2 separate regions of the Homo sapiens genome follow, and region 2 is linked to region 1. The links are chromatin loops, found by intact Hi-C in ENCODE. Cell type or tissue: natural killer cell. All regions are shown on one strand. Each heading gives the region's core, and the rest is flanking DNA. Links, peaks and the distances in the headings are about the cores only.

Evidence for each region. A loop is a pair of places that touch in the nucleus more often than their neighbours do. Peaks named below come from ENCODE experiments on the same cell type or tissue, not always from the same donor. Only the 100,000 strongest peaks of a DNase experiment are listed, where the experiment ranks them.
Region 2: a loop joins it to region 1, with 5 times the contacts of the local background. A loop is called at or near these places in 5 of 110 quality-filtered maps.

What each region holds. Positions count from the first base shown.
Region 1 is chr19:10,861,832-10,867,201 of GRCh38, reverse strand. C19orf38 (chromosome 19 open reading frame 38) reads right to left here. Exons shown (of 7, transcript NM_001136482.3): 6 at 3,995-4,032. Among named protein-coding and RNA genes, the nearest start is that of CARM1, 7.0 kb to the left of the region's middle. RefSeq lists enhancers at 2,505-2,624, 3,501-4,349. In natural killer cell, for the core only: a CTCF peak has its summit at 2,604 (motif pointing right); a DNase peak (open chromatin) is centred at 2,611.
Region 2 is chr19:10,794,682-10,800,051 of GRCh38, reverse strand. It overlaps DNM2 (dynamin 2), which reads right to left. Exons shown (of 21, transcript NM_001005361.3): 9 at 4,613-4,680; 10 at 2,534-2,672; 11 at 1,480-1,566. Among named protein-coding and RNA genes, the nearest start is that of MIR4748, 17 kb to the right of the region's middle. In natural killer cell, for the core only: no CTCF peak of the experiment used is centred there; DNase peaks (open chromatin) are centred at 2,281 and 2,831; H3K4me3 peaks cover 766 bases; H3K27ac peaks cover 4,274 bases.

The DNA.
Region 1 (5,370 bases), core at 123-5,122:
AGAAGAGGCAAATCCACAGAGACAGGAGAATGGTGGGTGCCAGGGGCTGGGGGAGGGACAACGGGGAGTGGGTGTTGCACGGAGACAAGTTTGGGAGGATGAGAAATTTCTGGGCCGGGCACGGTGGCTCATGCCTGTAACCCCAGCACTTTGGGAGGCCGAGGCGGGCAGATCACTTGAGGTCAGGAGTCTGAGACCAGCCTGGCCAACTTGGTGAAACCTTGTCTCTACTAAAAATATACAAAAATTATACAAAAATTAGGCTGGGTGCAGTGGCTCATGCTTATAATCCCAACACTTTGGGAGGTTGAGGTGGGTGGATCACCTGAGGTCAGGAGTTCAAGACGAGCCAGGCCAACATGGTGAAACCCTGTATCTACTAAAAATACAAACATTAGCTAGGTGTGGTATCAGGCACCTACAGTCCCAGCTACTTGGGAGGCTGAGGTGGGAGAATCGCTTCAACCCCAGAAGTGGAGGCTGCAGATGGCACCACTGCACTCCAGCCTGGACGATAATTGCGAAACTCCGTCTCCAAAAAAAAAAACTTTAGCCAGCCGCGGTGGCATGTGCCTGTAATCCAAGCTACTCGGGAAGCTGAGACATGAGAATTGCTTGAACCTGGGTGCAGCAAGCCAAGATCGTACCACTGCACTCCAGACTAGGCAACAAAGTGAAACTGTATCTTAAAAAAAAGGCCGGGCCTGGTGGCTCACGCCTGTAATCCCAGCACTTTGGGAGGCTGAGGCAGGTGGATCATTTGAGGTCAGGAGTTCGAGACTAGCCTGACAAACATGGAGAAACTCCGCTTCTACTAAAAATACAAAAAAAAAAAAAAAAAAAATTAGCTGGGCATGCTGGCGCTCGCCTGTAATCCCAGCTACTCGGCAGGAGAATCGCTTGAACCTGGGAGGTTGAGGTTGCAGTGAGCCAAGATGGCACCACTGCACTCCAGCCTGGTGACAGAGCGAGAGTCCGTCTCAAAAAAAAAAAAAAATTAGCCAGGCATGGTGGCAGGCACCTATAATCCCAGCTACTTGGGAGGCTGAGGCAGGAGAATCACTTGAACCCAGGGGGGGAGGTTGCAGTGAGCCAAGATCATGACATCCCTTTACTCCAGCCTGGGCGAAAGAGCAAAACTCCATCTCAAAAAATTAATAAAATAAAATTTAAAAATAAAAAGGAAGAAAAATAAATAAATAAATATATATATAAAAATAAACTAGCTGGGCATGGTGGTGGAAGTCTGTGGTCCCAGCTACTCGGGAGGCTGAGGCTGGAGGATCTTTTGAGCCCAGGTGATCAAGGCTGCAGTGAGCTATGATGGTGCCCCTGCACTCCAGCGTGGGAGACAGAGCAAGACCCTGTCTCAAAAAAAAATTGGCGGGGGTGGTGGGTGAAGGTACAGATCCACTTCTGCGTGTATTTGCCACGTGCAGCTGCTAACAGTGGTTACCTGTATGTCTGCAGAAAGGAATACCAATGGATGAAGAGGCATGGCTTAGTAAGAAAACTTTATTGTATATTTTGACATGTGAATGCTTTTCATACGGAAATTTTTTGTTTGTTTGAGACAAAGTCTTGCTCTGTCACCCAGGCTGGAGTGCAGTGATGCAATCATAGCTCACTGCAGACTCAACCTCCCAGGCTCAAGCAATCTTCCCACCTCGGCCTCTTAAAGTGATGGGATTACAGGCATGAGCCACCACGCCTGGTCCTTAATTTAAGAAAAAAAAAGTAAAAAAACAAATAAAAGGCCGGGCATGGTGGCTCATGCCTGTAATCCCAGCACTTTGGGAGGCCAAGGCGGGCGGATCACCTGAGGTCGGTTGTTGGAGACCAGCCTGGCCAACATGATGAAAACCCGTCTCTACTAAAAATACAAAAATTAGCCGGGCGCGATGGCAGGCGCCTGTAATCCCAGCTACTCGGGAAGCTGAGGCAGGAGAATCGCTTGAATCCAGGAGGTGGAGGTTGCAGTGAGATCAAGCCACTGCACTCCAGCCTGGGTGACAGAGCAAGACTCCATCTCAAAAAACAAACAAAAATAAATAAAAACTACCTCAAAAAGTGGGGAGAGGGGGCATCACCAGGCTGGTGTTCTGTGCGGTGTGGATTCTCATGGAAACGTTTAGATTGAGCCCTGCCTGCCGGGTTTTTCTTATGGCCTCAGGATTTATTCTGGAAGCAGAGACCTCAGAGGGCTGCACAGGCCCGTGCCAAGCCCCCTTCCTTCCTACCATCTGTATCCCAGGCACTCCTAGTCTATCTCTAGAACTGACCTCTCTCCTGAACTGTAGACTCCCCTCTCCATCTGCTCCCAGGCGCCATGGGTTGAGGTGGCTGACTCCACACTCCTGACCCTCCAAGCCTCACCCTCCTTGGCCTCCCTCTTCTCCCTTGGCCCCCTCATCAAAAATCAGCTCTGTGTTTTCTCTCCCCTATATCTCCCCTAACCTGCATCTGATCACTTCTTCGAACTCCACTGCCAACATTTTGGACCAAACCACCCACCCTTTGGTGCACGCTTGGCCCAGCTCTTCAGTCTCCAGGCTCCTGCCTTCCACTGATCCCCGCTTTCCCCAAATCTGTCCTCCTGCAGAAGCCACCAGAGGGCGCCTGTGTGCACCTGAATCCGGTCCCCTCCCTCCTATACTAGGAACCCTTCCGGGATCCCAGCTCAATAGCAGTAAAATCAAAGTTCTTCATGGGGTCCCCTTCGACTCCTCACTCCACCCCAGCTTACTGGGCTGTGCCAAAAATGTGTCCTCAGCCTGGATCAATCATCCCCAATCTTCCCCACCTCCTGCTTGTCACCCATCTCAGACTTTCCTGATCTCCTGTCTAAAGCAGCTTCCGCAGCCAGCCAGCATGGTGGCTCACACCTGTAATCCCAGTGGATCACCTGAGGTCAGGAGTTTGAGACCAGCCTGGCCAGCATGGTGAAACCCCCGTCTCTACTAAAAATACAAAAATCAGCTGGGTGTGGTAGCATGTGCCTGTAATCCCAGCTGCCCGGGAGGCTGAGGCATGAGAATTGCTTGAACCCGGGAGTCGGAAGTTGTGTGAGCCGAGATCACACCACTGTGCTCCAGCCTGGGCGACAGAGCTAGACTCTGTCTTGAAAAAAAACAAATCCCTCCCTCTGCTTTTGGGGGATATTGTTCCCCATTGTCACACAGTGTCAGGGCTGGGATTTAAACCTGGGTCTATGGGACTCTCTGCACAGCTACATTTTGGGGTAGCCTTGGCATTTGTACTTTTTCATTTTTATCTGTTTGTTTGTTTTAGATGGAGTTTTGCTCTTGTGGCCCAGGCTGGAGTGCAATGCCTCAATCTTGGCTCACTGCTACCTCCACCTCCTGGGTCCAAGTGATTCTCCTGTCTCAGCCTCCCAAGTAGCTGAGATTACAAGCATGCACCACCACGCCCAGCTAATTTTTTGTATTTAGCAGAGATGAGGTTTCACCATATTGGTCAGGCTGGTCTCAAACTCCTGACCCACACCCGCCTCGGCCTTCCAAAGTGCTGGGATTACAGACGTGAGTCACCGCACCCAGCAACTTCATGCTTTTCTTTATACCCAGAGGGGACCGACCACAGCCTGTCACAGATTGTGACACAGATTGTCACAAGCCTCTATGAGAGGCCACCAGGTCACCCTGAATCCTCTGTCACCATTCTGAGGGGCTGTCATGACTGAGACCAAAGGCAGCACTGACCAGGCCAGGACATACCACCAAGGGGCCTGCCTGCCTGTGGCCACAAGACAGCCTGACGTCACCACCTTCAATTAACACACCCCCTGGGATTTTTTCACAGCCAACTCTCGGCTCACTACTGAGTCCCTGTTCAGTGATTCTGGGCTTTTCCTAGCCCCCCCGCAGCTTAGAGACAGCAGGTCAACTTAGCCTCGTGGTGCCCCTTGAGCCCGCCCCGTTCTCCCGGTAGGACGGTCAGCAGAAAACCGGTTCCAAGAAAAAGAACCACTCACCGCGGAGACGGTAAACAGGGAGTTATCGAAGGACATGTCTGAAACAGAAAGAGAAAGAAAACCCAGGATTGGGGGCCAGTTGTAACTTCCCTGCTCCCTGCCATCCCCGCACTGCCCCCCAGCCCACAGGGAAGCAATTGGGGTCCATCTCCCAGCATCCTCTATGGCGCCTTTCCAACCCATTCTGCACGGTGAACTGTTCACAGCTACAAAGTGAACCAAGTCCTTCTACACACAGTCTTCCTAGGGGTATCTCTCACTGCCCTCAGGAAAATGGGTGTCTTATCTCAGGCCTTCCAGAAGGAGCACCTGCCAGCTCCTCCTCCTCCCCAGGCTCTCCTCCAATTGCTCCATCACCCATTTTTTTTTTCTTGTTTTTGAGAAGGAGTCTCACTCTGTTGCCCAGGCTGGAGTGCAATGACAGGATCTCGGCTCAATGCAACTTCCGCCTCCTGGGTTCAAGTGATTGTCCTGCCTCAGCCTCCTAATAGCTGGGATTACAGGCATGCACCACTACACCTAGCTAATTTTCATATTCTTAGTAGAGATAGGGATTCACCATGTTGGCCAGGTTGGTCTTGAACTCCTTGCCCCAAGAGATCTGCCTGCCTCGGCCTCCCAAAATGCTGGGATTACAGGTGTGAGCCACCACACCCGGCCTCCATTACCCATTCTTGTAGGTCTCTGCTTAAACATCACTTCTAGCCAGGTGAGGTGGCTCACGGCTGTAATCCCAACGCTTTGGAAGGCCAAGGAGGGAGGATCACTTGAGCCCAGGAGTTCAAGACCAGCCTGGGCAACATAATTTTTTGTCTCTAGAAAAAAAAATTTAAAAAGTAGCTGAGTGTGGTGGTGTATGCCTGTGGTCCCAGCTACTCAGGAGGCTGAGAGGGGAGGATCACTTCAGCCTAGGAGGTCGAGGCTGCAGTGAGCTATGATTGCGCCACTGCGTTCCTGTCTGGGTGACAGAGCAAGACTCTGTCTCAAAAAAAAAAAAAAAAAAAAACAGGCTGGGCGCGGTGGCTCATGCCTGTAATCCCAGCACTTTAGGAGGCTGAGGCGGGCAGATCACGAGGTCAGGAGATCGAGACCATCCTGGCTAACATGGTGAAATCCCATCTCTACTAAAAAAATACAAAAAATTAGCCGGGTGTGGTGGCGGGCGCCTGTAGTCCCAGCTACTCAGGAGGCTGAGGCAGGAGAATGGCTTGAACCCAGGAGGCAGAGCTTGCAGTGAGCCCAGATCGCGTCACCGCACTCCAGCCTGGGCGACAGAGTGAGACTCCGCCTCAAAACAAAAACAAACAAAAAACAACAACAACAAAAGGGCGGTGGCTCACGCCTGTAATTGCCTGTAATCTCAGCACTTTGGGAGG
Region 2 (5,370 bases), core at 322-5,321, 67 kb after region 1:
AACCTCATCTCTACTAAAAATACAAAAATTAGCCAGGCGTGGTAGCTCACGCCTATAGTCCCAGCTACTTGGGAGGCTGAGGCTGCGGCTGCAGGAGAGTATAAGGACGGCCCAGTGCTTCGTGGGTGACAGTCTCAGCTGAGGGGTAGGCAGCAACTTGGGGTGTGTGCTTGCATGCCTTTGCAAGAAAGCGTTAAATGTTAAAAAAAGAAAAAGCAGGCTGGGCGTGGTAGCTCACCCCTATAATCCCAGCACTTTGGGAGGCCAAGGCGGGCAGATCACCTGAGGTCAGGAGTTCAAGACCAGCCTGGCCAACATAGTGAAAATCTCTCTCTACTAAAAATACAAAAATTAGGTGGGTAAAGTGGCATGTGCCTGTAGTCCTGGCTACTTCGGAGGCTGAGGCATGAGAATCACTTGAACCTGGGAAGTGGAGGTGGCAGTGAGTCAAGATCGTGCCACTGCACCCCAGCCTGGGCGACAGAGCAAAACTCTGTCTCAAAAAAAAAAAAAAAAACAAAAAACCACAACACAAAAAGCACCCCAAACACCCTCCAGCAGGCAAGTGGAGGTCCTTGCTGTGCTCCATCCATTCCCTGGAAGATTGCTTAGTAATCAAGGCAGCAAACTACAGATACAACAAACAACACGCTTGGCTCCCAAATGCAGACGCCGAGGGGAGGGAGGGAGGGAAGAAGGGTGGCAGGAAGGGAGTCAAGAGTCAATGGGCCTTACGTTGTGGGAGTCCACTTGAAGGACTGTAGGATAGGGAGCGGGCTGGTGGTGGCCAGGGCCTGGGGATTTCCTTTGCTGCTTCTTTTTTAAGAGACGGGGTCTCGCTCTGTCTCCCAGGCTGGAGGGCGATGGCACGACCATAACTTACTGAAGCCTTGATCTTGTGGGCTCAAGGGATCCTCCCACCTCACCCTCCCAAGTAACTGGGACCACAGGCATGCGCCACCACGCCTGGCTAATTTTTTTATGTTTTCGTAGAGACAAGGTCTTGCTATGTTGCCCACGTTGGTCTCGAACTCCTGGGCTCAAGCAATCCTCCTGCCTGAGCCTCCCTAAGTGCTGGGATTACAGGCGTGAGTTACTACACCCAGCCTGGCCTGTGGGTTTTTGAGAGGTTGACTACAAAGGGGCATAGGGACAGGGATTTTAGGAGGTGACGGAACCGCTCTGTATCTTGATTGAGGTAAGGGTTACTTTGCCATATGCAGCTGTCAGCATGATAGGGACAGGGGTTTTAGGAGGTGACGGAACCGCTCTGTATCTTGATTGAGGTAAGGGTTACTTTGCCATATGCAGCTGTCAGCATGATAGGGACAGGGATTTTAGGAGGTGACGGAACCGCTCTGTATCTTGATTGAGGTAAGGGTTACTTTGCCATATGCAGCTGTCAGCATGCACAGAACAGTACACTTGACATTTACTGCATGTAAATTATACCCAATAAAGAAGACAAAAGGCCAGTACCTGGTCCTTCGTTCTCCCCTCCCGTTCCCGGATGTAAGTGGTGACGATTCGCTCTGTCTCCTCTCGCAACCGGGGGTAGGAACTGAGCTGGGGGAACAAGCAGAGTGGTCGCATTGGCGGGGTCCTCGTGGCACGGGAAGCAACATGAACCACACAGGTAGAAAATGCGGAGGGGGGTGGGGAATGAGATATGAGGGGGCCCACCGAGCCCACACCTTGCTCCTGGCCCCCAGTGAGTCCAGCTGGGAGCTAAGAGCAGAAGAGTGGGGGCACCGTGGACCGGAGACAGCAGGAGAGCAGAGCTGCTTTTCCAGCCAGTGACCGGGGGGCAGGAGGCAGGAGGCAACATGAAAGCAGAAAAGCAGGGGCATGTTTGCCATGCAGGGCTTCAGGGCACCCCCCTCTTGCCCAGCACTGGGTGAGAGCAGGAACCCTGAAGGGCCTCGCCAGCGTGAGTGAGTAGCGTCTGTTCTAGAATGGTAAGGCGGGTATCTGGGCCATCAGCCTCGATAGGAACTCCTTGCAGAGAACCACTCCTGATCACTGTATCTGTGGCACACACTCGCCAAATGCCCCCACCTCCCCAGGCTTCATCTGCAGCACCAACTTAACCAGACCTCATGCACAGGGGAGTCCCATCTTCTGCAGTGTGGGTCAAGTCCACGAGTCGGGGAAAATGGAATGGTTACTCTCAGGTGGCCTAGACTGTGAGAACATGCAGGGCTATACAGATGATGTGTTTCCTGTGTTTTGCTGTTTTGGTGCTGGCTGGGAAACCCCTTTCTCTAGGGGTTCCAGGAAAGGGCACTGCTTAGTAAATGCAATGCGTTTGGCAACAACAAAGGCTGACCGCCCCCACGGGCAGCCACAACCCACGTGTGATGCCACTCCCCCCATTCCATCTGCCAATGCAAGGTGGCGACATCTCTAAGTGACAACTGGTAGGCGGAAGGGGGTTCCTGCCGAGGCTGAATTTTCCAGATGCTCGGGTTGAGACTAACACATGGAGGGGGAGGACGGGGACAAATGCGGAGATGAGAACAAAACCTGTTACCTTCTCGGCACACTTTTTTATGACCGTGGCCAGCTCTGAGACCACGAGATCAACACACTTCAAACTCGGCTCTTTGAGTTTTACAATCTGTTTTTTCACAATGGCTTCAAAGGCCATGTCGGGGGTGAAGAGCCCCGTCCTGGGTCATGCGGAGGGCAGGATGAGGCAGAAAGACACCCAGGGACAGTGCAGGCCACACACGCAGGACAGGAGACAGAGAGAAGAGAAGAAACGAGAGTCATCTGATTAGTCCATGCATGGGGGAGCCTGCGCCCGCATTTGCCCCGGAAGCTGCTTCGGATCAAAGAGGTCTGGGGTTTGGGGGTGTGGGCTCGGTCTGGGGTGTAGTTACAGAAGGGCCACGGGGGGTTGTCATTGCACAGACAGACAGCCAAGGTGTGCGGAGTCCTCTAACATTCATGTCCATGACACCTGGCTCTAGGACGAGCGTTTTCCAACCTGTTTGGACTGTTTTCCCCCTCCCTTTTCTAATCGAAGAAGCTTAAGCAGCAAATGTGGGCTTTTCCAGACTAAGAACAGAGGGGCTCAAGCAGAAATTCCCTGGCAACCCGGAGCGCTGGGGACACTGTGGTCGCGCAAGCACAGACTGCCCACTGGGAGGCATTTCAGCTGCTTGGCCAAAGCGTGCTGCCCTGGGAACCAGGCCCGCGGCGTTGGCGCGGGTTGGGGGAGCCCGGCGCGTCCTGCTGAGTGGAGGCAGTGGCTCGTCGAGAGCGCATAGAGGCACTGTGACTAAGTGGATCCAAAAATGGGCTGCCCCTGGGGGACAGCGTGGGGTGCAGGGGGTGGGCAGGGGCACTTAGGACCCCAGCTGGCTCTCATGATGTCGCTGGCATTCAGGCCATTCCCGGAGCTGAGGGACAGAGAAGTCGGTGGCTCCAGGGAAGTCTGAGAATGCCGGGCATTGGTCAAGAAGGGGTGACAGCCAGGGAGCTTCAAGGAGCTCAGCCTCCAGCAGTTGACGCGGGGGGTCCCTCTCTGCTTCCCAGGAGGCAGCAAAGCAACAGCCCAGTGAAACCCCAATTTCATCAGACACATGCTAGGCTTGGTATCAGGGTCCCAGGGACAACTGTGCATCTGTCTGGCCAGTCCAGGAGGCCTGGCACTCCCCTGTGTGCCTGGGCCCAGGCCTACATGCTCCTGCCCCAGCCTCTGGGGAGAGGCCAAGTTCACGGACACAAAGCGATATGGGGAGAAAAGGCACCAGTGGGGGCCAATGAGGCGCTGGGAGCCTGATACCAAACCCCCGTACCCCCGTTTCCACAAGGTCAGGAGTCACCCTGCCGAGGGAGCAATACCTTACTGGTACACTGCCTAACTGTATTGATTAGCTCCTGGATAACCAGGTCGACACATTTCAGACAGGGCTCTTTCAGCTTGACGACCTGCTTTTTCACAATGGCCTCGAATGCCAAGTCCGGGGTGAAAAGCCCGGTCCTGAAACCGTCCAGACCCGGGGGCAGGGGAGATAAGTCAGAGAGAAACAAAGCATGGTCAGCAATTTCATTGGCCCTGGCCGGGTCCCCAACAAGGAATGAAGGTTGTGTCATGTGTGGGGTCGGATGCCTGAGTCCACTGCCCGGAAACCCTCAGGGTGACCCGAGGACCCCACGGCGATGGAAGGGCAGACACCTGGAGCAACTACCTTTGTTAGAATAAGGAGGGGACCCAAGAGGCTCACGAGGAAGCCATGATGGGGACTCATGCTGGCTTCCCAAAACCCTGATTCAGTGCCGCCCCGCCCCTCCCCAGGCAAATCTGCAGTGAGCATTCTTAGTTTAGCATGAGGTTCACACCAACCGACTGGGCAGGAACTAAGCCCTATTTGATCAGGAGCTGCAGACAGCCCTGAAGCCTGCAATGGACGCAGGACTAAGACACATCCACCCTCATGTGCCCTTGGAGACCCTCAGGGAGGGGCTCGCAGCTACAGAAAACCATCCAAGAGCCCTCTTAAGGCCTAACGATTAGGGACTCAGAGGTGTGGGTGACCCAATTAGCTGGGGGGTCGCACCACGGAGAGGAAGGAACAGTGGTGACTCTCCTCGTGGAACTTGCCTGACTCCATGGATGTTCTTAATGGCATAGCTGATCTCCCGTCGTAAGTCCTTCTCGTCAAACTCCATCTGAGAAGAGACAAACCAAGCACATGCATGGAGGCACCCGGGGCGCCCCCGTGGCAGGCGTGCATCTGGGGAACGTTCTCTCCCACGTGTGGCTATATTCACAAGGCAGAATATTTAACTCGTCAAAATTTTATTTAAAAAATTGAAAACTGGCCAGATACAGTGGCTCACACCTGTAATCTCAGCACTTTGGGAGGCCAAGGCAGGCAGATGGCTTGAGCCCAGGAGTTTGAGACCAGCCTGGGCAACATAGTGAGACCCCATCTCTACTAAAAATACAAAAATTGGCCAGGTGGGCTGGTGCACGCCTATAGTCCCAGCTACTCGGGAGGCTGAGGTGGGAGGATCATCCGAGCCCAGGAAGGTCGAAGCTGCAGTGAGCTGTGATTGCACCACTGCACTCCAGCCTGGGTGAAAGAGCAAGACCCTGTCTCAAAAAAAATAAAAATAAACAAACAAATTAATTAATTAAAACCCAGTTTCAGAAAGCATGACATGACACCAACTCTCTCATCATATTGGTGGGAATATAAATTCATGTAAACTTAGATTTTTCAGACTATCAGTATGCACCACCACACCCAGCTTTTTCTTTTTTCTTTCTTTTTGTTTTTTTTGTTTTTTTTTGAGATAGGGTCTGGCTCTGTCACTGAGGCTGGAGTGCGGTGGTGCCATCTTGGCTCATTGCTG